Regions from separate parts of the Homo sapiens genome. Here region 1 is linked to region 2. Evidence: chromatin loops called from intact Hi-C (ENCODE). Cell type or tissue: Calu3. All regions are shown on one strand. Links, peaks and the distances in the headings refer to the core of each region. The heading gives the core; the rest is flanking DNA.

What was found. A loop is a pair of places that touch in the nucleus more often than their neighbours do. Peaks named below come from ENCODE experiments on the same cell type or tissue, not always from the same donor. Only the 100,000 strongest peaks of a DNase experiment are listed, where the experiment ranks them.
Region 1: it touches region 2 in a loop (16-fold over the local background); 8 of 110 quality-filtered maps call a loop at or near these places.

What each region holds. Positions count from the first base shown.
Region 1 is chr4:142,981,000-142,991,691 of GRCh38, reverse strand. All of the region lies in intron 1 of USP38-DT (USP38 divergent transcript), which reads left to right. Among named protein-coding and RNA genes, the nearest start is that of INPP4B, 140 kb to the right of the region's middle. In Calu3, for the core only: a CTCF peak has its summit at 6,323 (motif pointing left); a DNase peak (open chromatin) is centred at 6,301.
Region 2 is chr4:143,078,929-143,089,620 of GRCh38, reverse strand. The region is part of intron 1 of USP38-DT (USP38 divergent transcript); the gene reads left to right. Among named protein-coding and RNA genes, the nearest start is that of USP38-DT, 100 kb to the left of the region's middle. In Calu3, for the core only: no CTCF peak of the experiment used is centred there; a DNase peak (open chromatin) is centred at 4,860.

The DNA of each region.
Region 1 (10,692 bases), core at 1,385-9,384, 98 kb after region 2:
ATGCTGCTGCCTGATCGTTCCTCTGGAAGTTTTGTCTCAGAGGAGTACCCGGCCGTGTGAGGTTTCAGTCTGCTCCTACTGGGGGATGCCTCCCAGTTAGGCTGCTCGGGGGTCAAGGACCCACTTGAGGAGGCAGTCTGCCCATTCTCAGATCTCAAGCTGCATGCTGGGAGAACCACTACTCTCTTCAAAGCTGTCAGACAGGGACATTTAAGTCTGCAGAGGTTACTGCTGTCTTTTTGTTTGTCTGTGCCCTGCCCCCAGAGGTGGAGCCTACAGAGGCAGGCAGGCCTCCTTGAGCTGTGGTGGGCTCTACCCAGTTCCAGCTTCCTGGCTGCTTTGTTTACCTAATCAAGCCTGGGCAATGGCAGGCGCCCCTCCCCCAGCCTCACTGCTGCCTTGCAGTTTGATCTCAGACTGCTGTGCTAGCAATCAGCGAGACTCCGTGGGCGTAGGACCCTCTGAGCCAGGTGCAGGATATAATCTCCTGGCGTGCCATTTTTTAAGCCCGTCAGAAAAACACAGTATTAGGGTGGGAATGACCCGATTTTCCAGGTGCCATCTGTCACCCCTTTCTTCGACTAGGAAAGGGAACTCCCTGACCCCTTGCACTTCCCGAGTGAGGCAATGCCTCGCCCTGCTTTGGCTCACGCATGGTGCGCTGCACCCACTGTCCTGCACCCACTGTCTGGCACTCCCTAGTGAGATGAACCCGGTACCTCAGTTGGAAATGCAGAAATCACCCATCTTCTGTGTCGCTCACGCTGGGAGCTGTAGACCGGAGCTGTTCCTATTCAGCCATCTTGGCTCCACCCTGAGATCTGCTTCTTTAAGAAGTGTAGTACTTGTCCTCTAGCTCTCTCTCTTGCTCCTGCTCAGGCCATATGACTGTGTCTGCTCCTCCTTTGCCTTCTGCCATGATTGTTAGTTTCCTTAGGCTTCCAATCACCAATCAGATGCCAGTATTATGCTTCCTGTACAGCCTGCAGAAGTGTGAGACAATTGAATCACTTTTCTTTATAAATTACAGATATTTCTTTATAGCAATGCGAGAATGAATTAACACATACTCATTGGCCATAGTTCCTCCCCTGGCTCAGTGTGGCACAATCAGGAGAAAAGCATTCATCTCCTGGCTTCTTTCTGGGGAGGGAAAAAGAAGACTTAAACATACATTCAAGGATTAGACATTTTAGGTGGCTACCCATAGGACTGGTTTCTGTCTTGCCTGAATCTAAATGCTGACAAGAAAGAGCATCAGACTAAGGCTTCTGAGAACTAAGGCAATGGTTTGGACTACTATACACTTGCCATAATTCTTCACTCCACTTAGCATGAAATGAGCTGGAGCAAATTCCAACGCCTGGCTGCTTTAAGAACAAAAAAAAGAGTGCTTCCAATGTTCTGACTTTTCAGGAGACTTCCTGAGGTACTAGTTTCTGTCTCACCTATCTCCAGATTACTGATGGAACCTGACATATTCTAGAAGCCTACAGGCTTCTGAGACCAAAAAGAGATTGGGCAGCTTGTAGCAGGTTAGAGAACTTACAAAACCCCACACAGACATGAGAATGAGCAAGAGATTATGAGCCCCTGAAAAAAGAAACTGGCAAATCCCTCCAATTGGGAATTTACATGCAAAAATCCAGAGAAGATTACATACGCAGAAAGGGTTTGAGAAGCTTTCAGAATCTCTAGCCAGGATGACTGGAAAAAGTCTTTCTTTGTACAAAAGCAACCCATAAGCACTGAAAAAGTGGCTTTTTTTTTTCAGATACACAGATCCCAACTCAAAGTTACAAAGCACATGAAGAAACAGGGAAATGTGTAATCAAAGAAACAGCATAAATCTCTAGAAAGTCACCTGAAAGAAATGGAGGTATATATATATTACCTGACAAATAATTCAAAATACCATGTTAAAGTTGCTCAATGAGGCAGGAACAAAATGAGAGTATCAGCATACAGATGGAAAATACAGAAAAGAGCCAAGCAGAAATCTTGGGGCCAAATAATGTAATAACTGTACTAAAAAATGAACTAGAGGGGATCAACAGCAGACTTGATTGAGCAGAAGAAAGAATCACCTATCTTGAAGGCAGATCATTTGAAAGTATTTAGTCAGAGGAGGAAAAAGAAAAAAGGAATAAAAAGAGTAAGGAAAGCCTAAGGTACCTATGAGACAAACATCAAATAGACCTATATATATTATTGGAGTTATAGAAAAAGAAGAGAGAGAGAAAAAGGAAGAAAACCTATTTGAAGAAATAATGACTAAAAACCTTTCAAATCTGGGGATGAAGATAGATGTCCAGATTCTGGATCCCAGTGCATTTCAACTAGGATAAACCTAAAGAAGTCTACACTGAGACACATTATAATCAAATTGCCAAAAGTCAAAGACAAAGAGGGAATTCTGAAAGCAGCAAGATAAAAGTGGATCATCACATGCAAGGTATCCTTCGTAAGACCATTAGCAAATTCCTCAGCCAACACAATGTAGGCCAGGAGGGAGTAGACTAAGACATTCAAAGTGCTGAAGAAAAAACTGCCAACCAAGAATGTTATACTGCATGAAATGGTCCTTCATAAATGAAGGAGAGATAAAGATGTTACCAGGCAAACAAAAGTTCAGAGAGTTTATCACTGCTCTAGACCCGCCTTATAAGAAATGCTATGAGAGTCCTTTGAATTGAAACAGAAGGATGCTGGACATCAACACAAAAAGATATAAAAGTACAAAGCTTACTGGTAAAGGTAAATATATAGATAAACACAGAATAATTCTGAAATAGTGGTGCATTAAGCACTTTTAATTCTGGTGTAGCAGTTAAAAGACAAAATTATTTAGAAAACTAATTATGAAAATATTTTAATGGATATACAATATAAAAAGATATAATTGTGACATCAATAACACAAAATGTGTGGAGGAATAGAAGTAAAAAAGTAAAGTTTTGTATGCAAGTGAGGTTAACTTTTTATCAGCACAAAGTAGATTGTTATAACTATAAGGTATTTTATTTAAATCTGATAATCATAAAGAAAATTTTTATTGAAGATACACAAAAGAAAATGAGAAATAAATCAAAATATGTCATTACTCACAAAAAATCCCTGCAAAAGAAGACAAGAAAGGAAAAGAAGGATGAAAAAGCTACGAGACATACACTAAATACTAGACAAAATGGCGGTGTTAAGTACTTCCCTATCAGTAATTACTTTGAGTATAAATTGATTACATTCCTCAGTCAAAAGCCATAGAGTGCCTGAGTAGATAAAAAATAAGATCCAACCATATACTGTCTACAAGAGACTTACTACAGATATAAGAACACACAGAGGCTGAAATTGGAAGGATGGAAAAAATATTCCAAGGAAATGGTAACCAAAGGAGTGCAGGGTATCTGTACTTATATCAGAAAAAATAAACTAAATTAAAAACTATAAATAACAAAGATGGACATTATACAATGACAAAAAGTCAAATCACCAAGAATTTATAACAATTATAAATGTGTATGCACCCAACATTAGAATACCCAAATATATGAAGCAAACATTGCTAGAGCTGAAAGGAAAAATAGCAACACAATTGTAGTAGGAGATTTCCCATTTTCAATCATGGATAGAACATCCAGAGAGAAGATTAATAAGGAAACAAAAGACTTCAACAACAATAGAGACCAACCCAACAGCAGGAGAATACACTTTCTCTTCAAGAGTACAGGGAACATTCTCAAGAATTGATTGTGTTAGGTCAAAATACAAGTCTTAACAAATTTAAAAGCATTTATGTAACACCAAGTGCCTTTACTCAATGCAATGGAATGAAACTAGAAATTAATAGAAAAAGGAAAACTGGAAAATTCAAAAATTTGTGTAAATTAAACAATACAACCTTGAAAACTAATGGTCAAAGTGTAATTTCTAAGATTAATTAGAAATATATCGAGATATAAATGAAAACACAGCATAACAAAACATGGAGTGCAGCAAAAGCAGTACTGAGTTATAAATGCCTACACTGAAAGAGAACAAAGATCTCAAGTACACAATCTAATTTTACACTTTATTACCATTTGACCTAGCAATCCCATTACTGGGTATATACCCAGAGGAATATAAGTCATTCTCCCATAAAGACACATGTACATGAATGTTCATTGCAGCACTATTCACAATAGCAAATACATAGAATCAACCTAAATGCCCATCAATTACAGATTGGGTAAACAAAATGTGGTACATATACACCATGGAATACTATGCAGCCATAAAAAAGAGCGAGATCATGTCTTTTATGGGAACATGGATGGAGTTGGAAGCTATTATCCTTAGCAAACTAATGCAGTAACAGAAAACTACTGCATGTTCTCACTTATAAGTGGGAGCTAAATGATAAGAACTTATGAACACAAAGAAGGAAACAACAGACACTGGTGTCTCCTTGAGGAGGGAGTTCTGGAGGAGGGAGAGGAATAGAAAAGATAACCATTGGGTTCTTGGCTTAACACCTGGGTGATAAATAGTCTGTACAACAAACCCCCCATGACAGGTGTTTACCTATGTAACAAACATTCACATGTACCCCAAACCTAAAATAAAAGTTTAAAAAATCTAGAAAGGGACAAACTAAATAGAAAGTTGGCAGAAGGAAGAAAACAATGAAGATTAGAGCAAAAATGAAATACAGAATAGTAAAACAATAGAAAAAATGAATGAAACTTAAGTTGGTAAAAAAGACGAAGATTGACAATTCTTTGGGCTAATTAAGAAAAAAGAAGACTCAAGTAAATAAAATCAGAAATGAAGAGGAGACATTACTATTAATACCACAGAAATAAAAAGGATTATAAGAGACCACTATGAATAGTTATATGCCAACACACTGAATAACCTAGAAGAAATAGATAAATTTCTAGACTCTTACCATCTATCATGATTGAATCATGAAGAAACAGAAATTCTGAACATATCTATAACTGGTAAGTGATTGAATCAGTAATCAAAAATTCCCTACAAAGAAAAGCCCCAAAATCAAATGGCTTCATTAGTGAATTCTACCAAACATTTAAAAAATAATTAATGCTGATCCTTCTATAACTTTTCCAAAAAGTTGAAGAGGAGGGAACACTCCCAACCTCATGAGGCCAACATTACCCTGATATCAAACTCATACAAAGACACCATAAGATGACCAAATCCCCATAAAATACTAGCAAACCAAGAAATAAAATACACCATGTCAAATGGTATTAATGCCTGTGACATAAGGATGGTTCAGCATATGAAAATCAATCAATGTGATAAAATACATGAACAGAACAAAGGATAGAAACCACAAGACCATCTCAGCAGATGCAGAAATGCATTTAATATAAATCAATACTGTTTAATGATTTAAAAAACTCAACAAACTAGGGAATAGAAAAAAAATACCAATACATAAAACAGGGCAGAAGTAAAAGGCTCACAGCTACTCATTAATGAAAAACTGAAAGCTTTTCCTCTAAGATCATGAAAGAAGCAATTATGTCCTCTCTTGTTACTTCTATTCAACATAATATTGGAAATCTGAGCCAGAGAAATTAGGCAGGAAAAAAAGAGGCATCCAAATCAGAAAGGAAGAAGTAAAATTGTCTCTGTTTATAGGTTACATAATATAATTTGTAGAAAATCTCTTAACCCCTTATCAGATATATAGTTTGCAAATATTTTCTTCCACTCCATAGGTTGTCTTTTCAATGTTTTTTGAGTTTACTGATTCTTTGTTCTCCTTCATCTAGTCTTCTAGTGAATCCTTCTAGTGAATTTTTCAGTGTAGTTACTGTATTCTTTTACTCAAAGATTTCTGTTTAGCACTTTAAAAATACTTTCTAGCTCTACGTTGAAATTCTCATTTTGCTTATACATTTTTCTCCTGAGCTCATTGAGGATATTTATATGGTTAATTTGAATTATCTGTTAGATAAATCATACATCTCTGTTTTATTAGAGTTGGTTTCTGATGCTTTATATATTGTTCCTTTGTTCTGGCTGTATTTTCTTGTTTCTTCGTTTTCCTTGACTTTTTGTGTTGGCATCTGCATATTAGGAAAAATAGACATCCCTACCAGTCTTCACAGACTGGCCTTGTATGGGAGAAGACCCTCACCAGTCAGCCCAGCCAGAGATACTGGGGGCCTCTCAAATGTCTCTGTATGCATTTTATCTGAAGTTGTGTTATCCAAATTAGCTGGATTTGCCAGCTTTTTTTTTTTCCTTCCGGCGTTTGTAATCTCTTGCTCCCTCTGGTGTTCTTTGCTGTATGGGTCTTCTGGGGCAGCAGCACGCCCCAAGCTCTTTTTCTGTGGTTGTTCTCAACAGTCCTTCCTAAGGCACCTAGAGTATACTGGGTCCTGTGGGTATTCTGAGACAGGTGAGAAAAACAAACAAACAAACAAACAAACAACAACAACAACAACAACAAAAACCATCCCTCAGGCAGTCCCTGGAAAATTTGGAATGATGAATGAACAATTCAACTCTTTCTCTCTCCAGGGAGAAGTTGGGATTTGAGGGTTTTGCCCCACTGACTCAGGACTGAGCCAGAGGGAGGGCATATGGAAAGTATGTGCATGCAAGTCCAACCTGCTGCTTTTGTTCTCAGTGGCTTCCAACTGGGGACCTTTCCTGACAGCATTCAGATTCAGCCAGGCAGAAATAAACCTTGGGCAGCACCCAGAAAAGTCATAACTTTTGAAGTATGGTCCAGTCCTTTTCTTATCTCCCCAGGTAGAAAATTGGGAACTGGTTTTGTTATTGTTGTTGTTGATCATGTGGTTGAGAGGAGGAACCTTGAATTTTTCCACCATCTTCAGTTAGGCTCGTGTTGCTCTTGCCTGTGGTTTAGGAGCCCCTCAGTTCGTTTCTGGACTTCTCATACAGGGAATTGGTCCATGTATTGTTATTGTTGAATTTGTCTGTCTATGGGGAGGAGGAAGATAAAATGCTTCATATTCCCCCATCTTTCTGATGTCCCTCTTTTTTGCCTTTAATTTAAAATTATTTATTAATTTGCTACTGTGTGCTGGAGATTGCACTGAACTCTGGAGACTCTGAGCTTAAGTTTCATTATACAACTTCCATGGTGTTTTATTCTTGTACTCCTGATTTTTTCTCTTTATGTATTGGTTTTCAGGATAATTATTTGTTTATTTAGCATCTTCCTACGGTAAACATTGGCTCCTTTTCCTTTTTTGTTGTTAAAGCATCCAAGATTTTAACATATTAGATACATTTCAAATTATTGCAGTCAATATTCCTATCCATGCTCAATTTATTTCATTTGTGAGCTGTGGTAACCCTTTGAAGTTAGCTCCTGGATCCTTTTTACTGATATAATCCTAGAAAGCATCAAGAGCCAAGACAAGGTCTGTTATTTCACTGCCCTTCTCCCATTTGTTCTCCTCTTCTCTGTCTATCTGCTGAATAGGCTCCCACAGGGATGGGATGGGGTGCTTGGGGACTTCGAGAGAGTAACAAAAGTTTTACCACTTAACTATCATTGTCACTGATGTCTTTGTAGACCGCAGACTGCCGATGTTAATTCTTTGGAGTGCCACAGAGACTTCTTCACCATCCTGGCAGTATATCTGAGGTCCCTAATAGTGAGGTCCTCTGGTTGTTCTCTTGTGGGGCACCTTTAAGACCACAACACCTTTTTAAAATAACTTCTAGTGAAGGCCCTCTTCTGCTGCCCTCTCTCCTTGTTCCTGCTTTTGCCACCTGCTCAAGTCAGCTACAAGGAATATGTGTCAGGTTCTCCCAAAAGCTCTCTTACCACAGTCTCCTCTGCATCTGGCAGGGCCAAGGTCCATATATTCTATGCTAATCAGACAGAGAAGGGAATGTCAATCGCCTCTTCCTTTAGGCACTCCTAATCTCTATAACTGGTTCTCTTGGACTCTCTCCTTAATTAGACTGAAGTGAGGAAATGGAGGGGGAAACCCATTACACTCTTCTGTCTCGGCTGACAGCTCACACCTCAGTTCAGTTCTGCAGTACATTAACCTCCTTTAGCATTGCTTTCTTTTAAAATAAGCTGGACATGGGTAAATGGGGGTGAAGGGATCAGGTCTGATTCTGATTTCTTTTAATAAGCCCACAGTGGACATTTGGCAAGTCCTTGGTATTCTCTTTAAAGCAAAGTTTCTTTGAACATTTATCCCAAATTCCCAGACCACAGGAACGTCTAATTCAAAATCCTATTTCCTAAATTTTTGATTTTTTCTTTATTTCTTAAAATATTTATTTTCTTAGAAAAACTATATATCATCTTGGCTTTTTGCTTCGTAATCATTTTATGGAGTTATTTAGTGGGTGTAGTATATTTTTGTTTCAGCTCTTCACAATTGGATCTTAATAGCCATGACATAAGGAACTTAAAATTTTGCTGAGGTAAGAATTTGGACTGAACAAGTCTGGGTCTGGGTCCAAAGCCGCTTTTATCTCATTGTGGCTTTGTTGTTCTCTACTTGTCAACAGTAACTTTGTAAGTGATGAAATGTGTGTTTCTTTGAGCAAAATGGCCATTAAGTGAGTTAAAACTTTAGCACAGTTTGAAAAGGCAGCAAAATTGCTGGACAAGAATGTGCTGGGAATCACAGGGCTTTTTACTGAGGTATGATTTAGAGGAAAGCTGAGCTAATAGCTCAGTATTTATCATTCTGAAGAATAATGAATGCCTCACAATATAACCAGAACAAAAGTCAATGCACTAACTATGCTATATCATACATATGTTTATTTTTTTAAGTCTCTTTTATGTTTGTTGTTACAGTCTCTTACATTTGTGTGTGCATGCTTTCTTTTTTATTTCTTAATATTAGTTTTCAGGGGTATACATAACTTTTCCTAGGAATCAGCTCTCAGTTTACTGATTTACCAATTTCTGCATTTTTCATCAAATTCTTCCAGATGTTTGCTTGTTTTGCTCACTTCTGTCTTTCAAATCGCTTTTCAAATGTCACCTGTTCAGATAAACCCCTGTGACTATTTTATCTAAAATAGCTATTTCCTCCTATCCTATTTACATCTCTGACTCCTTATCCTGCTATATGTTTCTTTACATTGATTTCTATATAATTGTTATATAAGAACTTGTTTACTTTTTACTTATGTTTACTTATTTACTTATTTATTGCTTACTAAAATGTAAGTTCCCTGTATCCTCAGTGCCTAAACCAATGTCTGGAACATTTTAGACTTTGTCAAAATATTTGCTGAATAAATGATTGAATAAAGAGTAAATGATTTTACTCATCCTGTTTTCTTAAATGTTTTTCCCCTCACCATTTGGAGTTGAATTATGAGTTCATTTACTTCCATTTTTATTTAATAACCAGACATTTAATTTAAAAAATATTTTATGATTGCAGTTTTTATTTTTCTGTTCATCCTAGAGTTATTGAGCAAGGCAATTCTACATTTACAAGCGATTAGGGAGTTTCTGTTTAAAATTTTTGTTGTTAATTACCAGTTTTCATTTTCAGTCAGAGAATGTGAGCTGTAAAATATATTGTTTCTTGGCATTTATTGAGATTATCTTCATGAACAGCTACATGATAACATTTTCAAAATGTTCTCTGTAGAATAAAGTTTACTCTGTCTAATAAAAAATCTTACTAATTGTACTATTGAAATCCTTGTAAGACCTTGGTCAGTCTTTGTTCTGTAAAAGAGAGTTTTAAATTCTCACAACAAAAATAATTTTTCTATCAGTGTTTGACATCTACTGCCAGCAAAGAAGTTCATGACTGATTTATCTTCATTGTAATTTAAATTGCTTATCAGCAGAAATGACTATCTTTTTAATAGTTTACTAAATTCAATTTTACTTTGTTTGAAATTAATATTACTAGTAGCTTTCCTTTGGTCTGATTTTGCCTAGTCAATCTTTCTGTTTCCTTTTGTTTTTAGCATTTTGGTGTCCTTGTGTTATGTGTGAGTTTTGAAGCTGAACATTGTTAAATTTTGTTTTAATAGGTGAGTTCAGTTATTTTATTTTTTGTCCAAATTCTTTTGAGTGATCTTATTTCTTTCATCTTTCTTTTTTTAATTTAAAATGTTTCTTTGCTGTTGCATTATTTTTTTCTTTGCTTCTCCTTTCACTTTTTCTAGTGATTGAAAGATAAACATCTTGTTTTATCTTCTTCAAATGGAAATTACTTTAATGTTAAAACTAAACTTTTTCTAGTTTAATATATTTAAAAATAAGACTTTTTGAGTCTAAATAAAATGAATGTTTTGGCATATATTTTTCTATTACTTTTTCTTGATTCTCCAAAGTAATCTAGATTTCTGAATGTTAATTATTATTTTTATTTCGTTACAGATTTCAACTTTGTTTCTTTTTCATGCCTCAGTTTTGTTTTTAATTTGGGCATATATTAAAATTTAATTTTAATATATGGCAAAGACAGTAGTTAGCAAATTGAACATCAGTATTCGTTATCCTCAGCTCTTTAAAAAAAATACCTCTCCTTCATACATACAAATACATTCTGAGTTTTAATTGGTCATGTGTCCACTCAATTAGAGACTGTAGTTTCTAATCTCCCTGCAGCTAGATGAGATCATGTGACTAAGTGTTGCTCCATTGGATGTGAGCAAAGCAACGTGTGCAATTTCCAGATCAATTTTATGTAA
Region 2 (10,692 bases), core at 957-8,956:
CCCAATTGCCTAAGCCAGAAATCTAGCTAATGTCCTAAATTCCTCTTGCTCCTTCCTTACTTTATCAGCAACTCATGTACCTCTCTCTGTTCTTACTGTCATCATCCTGGGCCAGGCCCCCTGGAATTCCAGACTTGCTTGGAATTCAACCAACATTTCCTAACAGCCTTTCCCACCTCCACACATTCTTCTATATTCAATTTCTATCCTACAGTGTGACCTTTTAAAAGGTCCCAATCCCCTATTTATATCCTTCAATGGCTTTTTATTGCCTTTAGAAAAAAAAATCCAAACTCTGGAGCATAATTTATAGAGAGTTCTTCACAAATGGCCTTTATTTGACTAACTTCTCTTTACGCTTCAGGTCCCAGTTTATCTATTAATTCCTCCAGGGATCCTTCTCTGGTGCTCAAGTCTGGGTTGTCACCCTCAAATGTTCTTCTAAGGTGCTTTACAGTTTCTTGTTTTAGAACAAAACACATTGCATTGTAATTGTTTGTTTAATTGTCTGTCTGAGCAGTCTAACACTGCCAGGGCAAGGACCATGTCTTCATTAACTGGGAACACACTGGGAGGGAAACAGATATAGTCCCTGTTGTAAAGACATTTGCAGCATGGTGAGAGAAATTGACATTTTCTAAGTAATTACTCAAATATAAGCAGAACAATCCTTTTTGGAGATTTTTAAACTGGGGTTCTCTATTCCTCTTTACTGAAATCATTCTTGTCATCTTAGTGTTCTTCTCCCATTCATTGATTTAGGAAGAAGGCAAAGACAGACTAGAATAATGAGATCACTGATAAGTTTTGAATTTAATAGTTCATAGTATGACAGTAATCTTGAAGGCCAAGCTTTCAGTTGCAAGAGGTAGTCACCCCAAGGAGAAAAGGGGTTCCTGAATTCCAAAAGCTTCCCTTTAACCCATTTCCCATTTAGCAATAAAAGGTGCAGCTCACTTCCAGGGCTCATTTAATTATACATAAACATGCTTTTTGAGGCCGAAGCAAATCTGACTGATTTTTAATGTGAAAATAAAATACGAAAACTGTTCATGGAGTTATTTCTAAACAGCACTTGTCTCTAATCCTAATGTAACAGAAAAGTATATGATGTTACATTAGGATTGGAGATAAGTACTCTCAGGGCAAATGGGAAATGGGTTAATAATCAATACTCAAAGCTTGGGGGACTAAGATAAAATTTTACTCTAACCTCTAGGGCAGGGAGGGTGAAGGAAAGTTATACAGGGAGAAGACAAAAGCCCTCCTTGGATCAGGTAGAGGATCCTGAAACATGAGGGAGAGAACAGCAAAAGAGTTTTCCATCCTTGCTTTCCTTTCCATAACTCAGGGAAGCCTCTTAGAGAAGCCCTGAGTTTGTCATGATGCTGGAGAAACATGATACCTTGGAGGTTGACAGCAATGGCTGAGGCAGGTGATCAGGTGAATGGGCTTGATACAGGGATAGAAGTCTAGAATTCCAGAGTCTTTTAGAGAGGGAAGATTGATGGAAAAAACATGCTGTAGGAACTGACAAAAGGTCTTGTTTATAATTGTATCTCAAGCATCAACTAGAGTTTACTGGCACATAGTAGCAATTAATACATATTTAGTGAATAAATTGAACGAATGAGGAATAGAAGAACAGGAAAGAAACTGAATTTTTATTTATTTAAAAGCAATTTATAAAGAAAATTGTCAGGTTGACCCCCAACATACAGTCTCTTAACTGAGGAATTGATAGTCATTCTTTAATTTCAGGAGAGCAACCTTATGATTGAGTGATCTGAAGGAACTAACAAAATCCTTATGTTCTTCTTATGTTCTTGGTTCATCTACATGGCTCCAGAATATGACAGATTACTTGATCTAAACTTTCTGCAACATATTTCATTTCTTATATTAATTTCTGGTACAACTGTTCCTGTCTAGTGCCTAGCACAGTGTGTGGTACGTAGTCAACACTCAACACATATTTGTTGAATGGATTGCTAAAGAATTCATTTAGGCTGGGCAGGGAGGCTAACGCCAGTAATCTCAACACTTTGGGAGGCCAAGAGAGGTGGATTTCTTGAGTACAGAAGTTCGAGACCAGCCTGGGCAACACGGCAAAACCCTGTCTGTATTAAAAGTACAAAAACTACCCAGGTGTGATGGCATGTGCCTGTAGTCCCAGTTACTCAGTGGGTTGAGGCAGGAAGATCACCTGAACCTTGAGAGGTTGAGGCTACAGTGAGCGGTGATCTTGCCACTTCACTCCAGCCTGGGAAACAGAATGAGACCGTGTGTCAAAAAAACAAAAAACAAAAACAAAAACAAAAAATCATCTAATCTCCAGATCTGAAAACTTTGGAGGAAGAAAAGATTCCCTTCTCTCTTAAGTCATATTTGTGCTAATTATCTGCTAAGCATCTGGTATAAAGTAGGTTCTCCAAAATATCTGTTGAAGAAATTAAATGAATAAAGAGGGAAAGAAGGGGAAGAAAATTTTGGCTCACCTTGCATACTTCTACCACAGAGATCTTTCCAAAGAACTTATGTCAAGCTTAAAATCTGTTCTCTCTTCATTGCCTTCAATATTATTTTAAAATTTGCTTTTGCCATGAAACCCTACTTTCACACTTTCAATCTCATGATCATATAAACATTGTTAGAGGATATATTTTAAAAATAATTAGCTTTTTTCCTTCTTTTATGCCTTTTAAGAAGAATGGATTCTTAGGAAGAACCTTTCTTTTGCTGAATAAGGTATGTGAGGCATGAGTTGTAAAAGCAAGTGAAGGTGGTAGTCTATACATAAGAGATAGAGAAATGTAGGCATCGGGGTATATGGTTGTAACCTACATGGCATCCTTAGGTGTAGATTATCTGCTGTCTACTGAAGGATGTTTGATCTGTTCTAATTCTTGCTTTCTACTATGGTCCACTGCTGACCTCTCTGCCGGGTAAACTTATGCATTCCTCTTTCTCAGCTTGGACAAGATGTGATTCAGATTTTCCCTTCCTGATAACTTGGCCTCTCTTTAGCTCTTGATAGTTCTGAGACACTTTTGAGTCTTTTTCACACCCTCCATTTGCCATTGGCCAAGAATGTTCACCCTGCAACAGCAGCAATAGCTTTGCCCCTGCTATGGCAGATCCCACAATTGGCCCATGGGTTCTCATCCCAGTATCTCTGTCACACAGGAATAGAGGGGCAGCCCTCTATCTCTGTGGCTGACCATACCTCTCCACTGTCTTCCTTATACTAGATGTGGCCACTTGTTTGTCAGAGGCCACTCTGCAGAATGATGTCCTCTAATACCTTCAGATAGGGAATGCTCTTCCCCACTTGTTACAACCTACTTATCCCACAAAACCTTGAAGCCAGGAGGTTGGGGCACAGATCTGATTGCTAATATTCCTGACTTCTATCCCTATTTCCCCCCCAAACCATGAGGTTGGAAAGAATGGGCTTTCTCTTTCTTTTCCTGCATGATGAAAATTTCTATTTTATATCCTTCACTTCCTTAAAAGACTTTTGCCTTTCCATTTTCTTAAAGCTATGATTTGAGTGGGCCTAAGGAAATAGAAAACCTGTTTACCAATAGGGAACACACATAAGAAGCTATTGAAAATATTTTTATCCTTGATGTGCTCTGAGAATTAGAGATTTAGATGAGAACTAGGTGTACTCAGGTTTCTGTGGGTTCAGTAGGTTAAGAAAATATGTAACACTTTCTCATAAAGTGGAAGACTAGAAATTAATATTTAACCCAGGCTCTAAGGAGAGAGGATTTCTTTAGTGATCAGAGTTATTCCTGGAAGTGGGGATATAGCAGTTTCATTCTGAGTTCTGGGAACACTTAACTCTTGTGTAGTAACTGAAGTTTATACCCTTGTACAATTGCACTTAACTATTCTTTTACTATAATGTCTCTGCCCAAAAGTCTGTCACCTTTAAATTTATATGATTTTAGAGCAGGGACCTTGTCTTTTTTTTTTTTTTTTTTTCATTTCCCATCATTGTATCTCCAGCATTCAGCAGCATAATACCTGGCATGCAGTAAGTGCTCAAAAGTTATATTTGTTGAATAAAAGACACCATTTAAACCTATGGTTAACAAGTAATATTTCACTTTGAAAGTGGCAATATTATAAAAGGCCACAAGATGGGCTCATTACTCTGTGAAAGTTTGTGAAATATTCCTGAATCATGACATTAACCGTTTTTAGGAAAAAAATGGGGGAGACTTCATATACGTTTCTGAACCTTAAGGAGGAATTAAAATACTTTTGGTGACAGATCCTAGCAACCTTTAGCCATTTCCTTATGCATTTAAAAATTGCATTAAAAGAAAAATCACAGTGTTATTTAATTATCATTTCCTCCTCCAGCTTTGAAAAACAACAAGGTTTTATCTTTATTGCTCTTACCATATTTTCCTTAGTAGGAAACTGAAATATGTGTCTTGCTATTTATGGGATAATAAATTATATTTCTTGTTCTTAGTCTTCAAAATGTTGTTTGTCACTTTTTTTTTTCATTCAAAAGAGTAAGCTTCACCAAAGTGAATAGCCCTTTTTCCTAAACCAATGTGTTTTGAAAACTGACCCTATATTAGGAGATTCTAAATTGTTATCTCATTTGATATTTATTAACCAAATGAGGAAACTGAGGCTCAGAGAGTGTAAGATTTGCCCAAGTCATCTATTATATAGCAAAGATGGTACTTAAGCTCAGTTTTGTTGACTATAGGTCTCAACAATTTCATTCCTTCAACCAAACATTTAATGAGTGCCCTGCTGGTGACTGTCACATGCCAGGGGTTTGAGACATGGAACTGAATAACGCATTGTTTCTTTCCTGGAGAGCCTCTAGGTCTGTGGTGAAACTCTTCAGCATTCCAGAGAATGTCAGATGGTATGTATGGTGCTCCTGTAAGGGATTACAGAGTGCAGGTAGGGGATGTGGGGAGGAAGGGGGAAAGGACTAACTAGTTAGTCTCCTGTCCTCTGTTTGTCTACTGGAACTGCAGTCCTAAGCCTTTCTCAGGTATTGTAACATTGTCTATTGAATGGGTCCCATGAACTTACCTTTGACATATTTTATTCATTAATATTTATTAAACATATACTGTGAACATATACTGTGTTCTAGCAGCTGGGTATATAGAGGTGAAGAAGGAGGAAAAGAGCTAAATTTTAGTGGGAAGACATAATAAACAAAAATAAAAGCAAAAGCAAAAGCAAAAGCAAAGAAGCAAGAGAATGTAAGCTGGTGATAAAACGAGATGAGATGATAAACAGTGACTGAGGAGCTACTCCAGATGGGATTGCCTCTTTCAGTAGGTGGCATTCCAGCTAAGCCAAGAATGGTAAGGAGGAGCCAGGTTGGCAAATTCTAGGGGAGGGCATTCCAAACAGAGAGAACAGTCGGTACAAAGGCCTGAGGGGGAAAGAGGTTATTGCTCTCTCAGTTTGGGAAGAAGGAGACAGAGCTGTGTGGCACTAAAAGATTCATCCAATATCATCAGCTTGTTATTTAAGCAGCTGACATTAGACATCTAATGTCCAGGCTTCCCCTGGAGATAAGCAGTCATTGGTGTGTGTCTTTATAACAGCTGCAGGAGTTGCTGCTCATTTTAAGTGACTGGCATGCACTATCAAGCAAAAGAAAGAACTGCTCTGGAATTGGCTGTTCTTTAGCTGAGGAAATTTAGGATTATGTCCTCTTAGGATGGCTCCAAGCCAAACAGGACATCCTGGCATCTGAAGTCATGATGCAACTGTAATGCTTTTCATGTATTCACCATGCTCATATTAACTATCTACTGCCAGACACTGAGTATAAAGTAGGAAACAAAGTCTCTGCCTTCAAGGAGTTTGTATCTGATGACATTAAGGCCAGTTGTTGCAGAATGGCTTATGTAATTTACACATGGTTTGCTTAGGTTCTCTTTAGTTTATCCATTATTTGACTACATTTAGAACTCTTGTATTTATTGGGCATTTGAACAAAGAGGGAAGTGACACCAATTTTCAGGATTTCAATTTTCCCACCACAATACCAGCTGAGTTCTTTTTATAGTGGGAATTCTTCTCTTGAAGATACATGCCATTTCAATTATTCTTGCCTATAAAGATCTTGAGCATTACCACTGGCATCATTGATATCTGCCAGACAGAATGTCTTATTTCTACAGTTCTGTTCTATAATGTAGATTCAGACTCACCCAGTGCTTTCTCACCCCTGCTTAGCTTCTGTCTCTCAGGTCAGGGTCATTTCTACATGGTTTCTGGCCCCATAGTTTGTTATATGAGAAGCAGAAACATATCACTCAATGGCCCAAATCTCCTAAAGCCAATTGAAATCTTTCCATAATTTAGGCTAGCTAGAAGAAAAAGTCAGGGGAGAAAAAACCAAACTACACTGTACACTAACCTTTTGATACAAGGGATGACATCACCTGTGTGAATATGGTATAATTTATGTCCTCACATCTTACTAATTCATTGGAAAATCCTCCCAATAGAACTTGCAACCCCCATAGAAGAGCTATTTTACAATTTTTTCTTGTCATTGGAAGCAAATATTAACAGACTCTGTGTATGGTCTATTGTTCTTAATCAAAGTTTTGTAAATAGTTTCCTATTGCCTTTTGTTAGTTGTCTGTTGCTGCAATAGCAAATTACCACACATGTAGTGTTATGAAGCAACACACGTTTATTATCTTAAAGCTCTGTAGGCCAGAAGTCTGACAACCAGTCTCACTGGGCTAAAGTTAAGGTATCAACAGGCTCAGTTACTTTCTGAAGGCTCTAGGGAGGAATCTGCTTCCTTGCCTTTCCTGCTTCTAGAGGTCATCTGTACCATCTGACTCCTGGTGTCCTTCTTCCATCTTCAAAGTCAGCAACTTTGCATCTCCATGACTTTTTAACCCTCACCAAGTCTCTCTTTAACCAAAGCCAGGAGAGGTTTTCCATTTTTAATTATTCATGTGATTAGATTGGGCTTACTTGGATAATACAGGCAGTCTTTTCCTCTCAGTGTCTGTAAGCTTAATCACATTTTAAAAGTCCCCTTTGCTTTGCCATGTAAGGCAACATATTCATGTGTTCTGAGGATGAGAATGTAGACATCTTTGGGGCCATTATTTTGCCCACCATACCTTTCTCTAAAAAAAAAAAAAAAATAATAAGATGCATTGAAAACTGGATGCACATAACTCTTACAAATCCCCTGTATAGAAATCCCCATTTCAAATGTTGATATATATGTATGTCTCTCTAAATAAAGGGAGAAAAAGGTATTCACTTTCTATCACAAATAAAGTGAGGAAAAGTTTTGATTAAGTCATTTTGACATTAAAACTCCCATCCCTTCCCCTCCCCTCCCCTCCCCTCCGTTCCACTCCCCTCCCCCTCCCCTCCCCTCCCTTTCTCTTCCTTTCCCTCCTGAATGTAGATGGAAGGAAAGTGAGAGGAATATCTGTGGTTTTGGCTACTCAGCTTCTCTTGTCTTCTTGTAACAAAAATGTCCTCTTAGCCTTTGGTGGGGGAAGTGTGGGTTCTATTTTTTAATTCATATTGTGATATTCTGGTAGAGTTTCCAATCATAGTACTCCTCTAGCTACTTGTCTCAGGGCTGTGCACATGATCCAGTTCTATCCAATTAGATTATCATGTTCCCCTGGACACTGTGATTGGCTCAGTAGCCAACCAGAATACTTCCCTGAGATTTGTTTCCTAAGTAGCTCTCTGGGGGAAATTTTCTCTTTCTTTCTTTACTGCAAAAAGCTGAAGGAGTATGATTTAGAGCTGCTGGTTCTATGTCTCTCACTACTTGGGGAAACTAAGACTGATGAGAGATGATCCTGGGGAGTTACTCCTTGAGGTCTTCAAAGCTTCTTTGCTTCCTCTTTGAGTCTATGATTATGGAAGTGTGTTACTAATTAATCTCCCTTTTGTTTAACCTTTTTTGTGTTGAGAGTTGTTTCTTGCAGGTAAAAAAGTCCCAATCAGTAGAGGTGGTTTTCCCTCTCCTAATGCCTATTTTCTTTGACTTTGCTACTTATCCTGTTAATTCATTGGGTTTCAAAGGCAAATCTAAAGTTGAGGATGTCTCTTATGGGAAAAAGATTAAGAAATAATCAGAGGAGATTCTGAAATGAGTCCAGATTATATTGCTTATGCTAATTCTTAGGTTACATTCTGGAAAACTTCACCCCCTATTTTATAATCCATTTTAGACTATGTAACTCAGCTAATTAGAGAGAATTATGTACAGATGCCAGTAATCCTATTAATACAATGCAGTAATATGAAAGCTTGAAATCCAAACACTTTCTGTTTCCATTCTGTTTCAATTATCAAGTTTCTACAGTGAAATTAAAATCCTTAAAATAAAATCTCCCCTCTCATTTCTTTTTATTTTGCTTCTGGAACTAATATATTCCCAAGAAGACCTTCAAAGGCAAATTATTCTGAACTCAGATCTCTCATGCATCCAATTTTCCAAAGTTCAGTAAGTTATAAAAGAACATTTTTATTGCAACCCCATATCTAGAACATTCTGACCCGAATATAGGAAGTGCCAATTTCCCTATATAATTTTGATTTTTCCCAAGAGTATAGTTCTGAGACTCAAAAATGGTTGTCCCTTGGTGTATGTTTTCAACATACAAGCAGAGGTCCAGCATGTACTTTTTAATGCATTGCAAAATACAATTCCAGAATGAATTGGTGGTTAGAAGAATGGCCCAACAACCATATGAAGTCAAGCTACTCACTTCACATTAAATCACAGAATGACCTCTAAGTGGAGGTGCTCAACTACATTTACTGAATAGAACATCTCTTCTATATTCTTTTGAAGTATGGAAATAATTCCTCATCTCTAACCTGGGGTGATCACCATCACAAAACAAATTTAGCTTAGTGCTCAAAATGATGTAGTCGTACTTCTACTAGCTACTGAATTGAGCGTTTGTCTCAGTTCCCTAGGACAAGAGACACATTTCATGCAGTGAATCAGAACCAGAACTACCTAATCCTCTTGGTAAATGGGAATAGTTCATCTCAGCACAGGTACTTTAATTAATTTATTTATGTAGTTGCTCACCATGTATTTGCTGAACGTAAGTTAGGTACTTGATATATAAGGTGGATAAAACAGACCTGATTTCTGCTCTCATTGAGCTCTTAGCCTAATTGGAAATGCAGACACCAAACAAATAACAAGTAAAAGTATAATTAAAAATTTTCTTGTGGCAGAATTCTGTGAGAGAGAATAATGGTAGGGGCACACTTTAAGTTGGGTAGCCAGGAAGACCGCTAGAAGAAGATGATATTTCATCTGAGATCTGAATTTGAAGGATGAAAAAGAACTAGTCAAGAGAGGACTATAAGGAAGAGGGTCCTAGGTGTGGAAGGAGCATCCAATGGAGAAGAAATAGCAATGTTAGAGGGTTATGGTTCAGCAAATAAATTGCAGTTCTTAAAGAACCTTATGTGCACTGTGATCTGGAGCTGGTGAGTGAGAGAGTACTAAGAGTATACAGAATGTACATTCTGTGTTTGAAGGAAGTGTAGGGAAGGCAGACAATTATATAATGCTTAGTTCATCTTAAATCAGGTTAAGAGTTCTAAATTTTATTCCAGGTATGTGAAGTTATTGAAATATTTTGAAAATAAGACAGTCATTATCTCATTTACATTTCAAAAGAATCACTTCTGCTCCTGTTTGGAGAATGGACTGGAGGGAAATCTTAGTCAAAGCAGGGAGACTTCTTAGGAGATGATTACAATATACTACACAGGAGATAAAGTGACTTGGACTAGAGTAAGGCCAATGAAGATGGGAACAATCAAATGTATTTGAGATATGTATTTGAAGAGAGCATCAACAGATTTTAATCATAAGTTGGATATGGGGAATGATGTCAAGAAATCTGCTTTGAGTGGCTGGATGGGTAGTGGCGGAATTTAGTGATCTGGAAAAGACTTTTGAAAGAAGAGATTTTGAAGCTAGGACAAGAGTTCAATTTTAGAAATGTTAAGCTTGAAAATGCTTGTGGTACGTCTCAGTGGAGACCTCAATTAGGCAGCTGTGTATACTAGTTCAGAAGTGAGTTTTGGGCTAGATATTTGAGATCAAAAGAACATAAATTCTGTTTTTTACCTTTTATCTTGAAATAATTTTGGACACACAAAAAATTGAAAAATAGTATAAAAATCCTGTATATATCCAGATTCCCCAAATGTAAACATCTTACATAATAACGGTATAATGATAAAACCAGGACATTACCATCAACACAGCCCTATCTAACCTACAAACTTTATTCAAATTTTACCAATTATTCTTTTTGTCATCTAGAATCTAAATTTAGGATGTTCTTATGTTCTTTTTGTCATCTAGAATCTAATGTAGGATCACACATTGCATTCAGTTGTAATGTCTCCTTAGTCTGCTTTGATTTGGAATAATTCCTTTGTCTTTCATCACCATGACATTTTTGAAGAGTATTGGCCAGAAATATTGCAAATGTCCCTCAGTTTGGGCTTGTCTAAATGAATCTAGATGCCTAAGTTCAAAGCATACATTTTTGATAAGCAAAATGTTTCAGAAGCAAAGAGAAGAGTGAACTGCTTGTGCTACTGAAAGAGTGGGAAGATGCGACGTTCAACTTCCATCACTTGCTTAAAAGA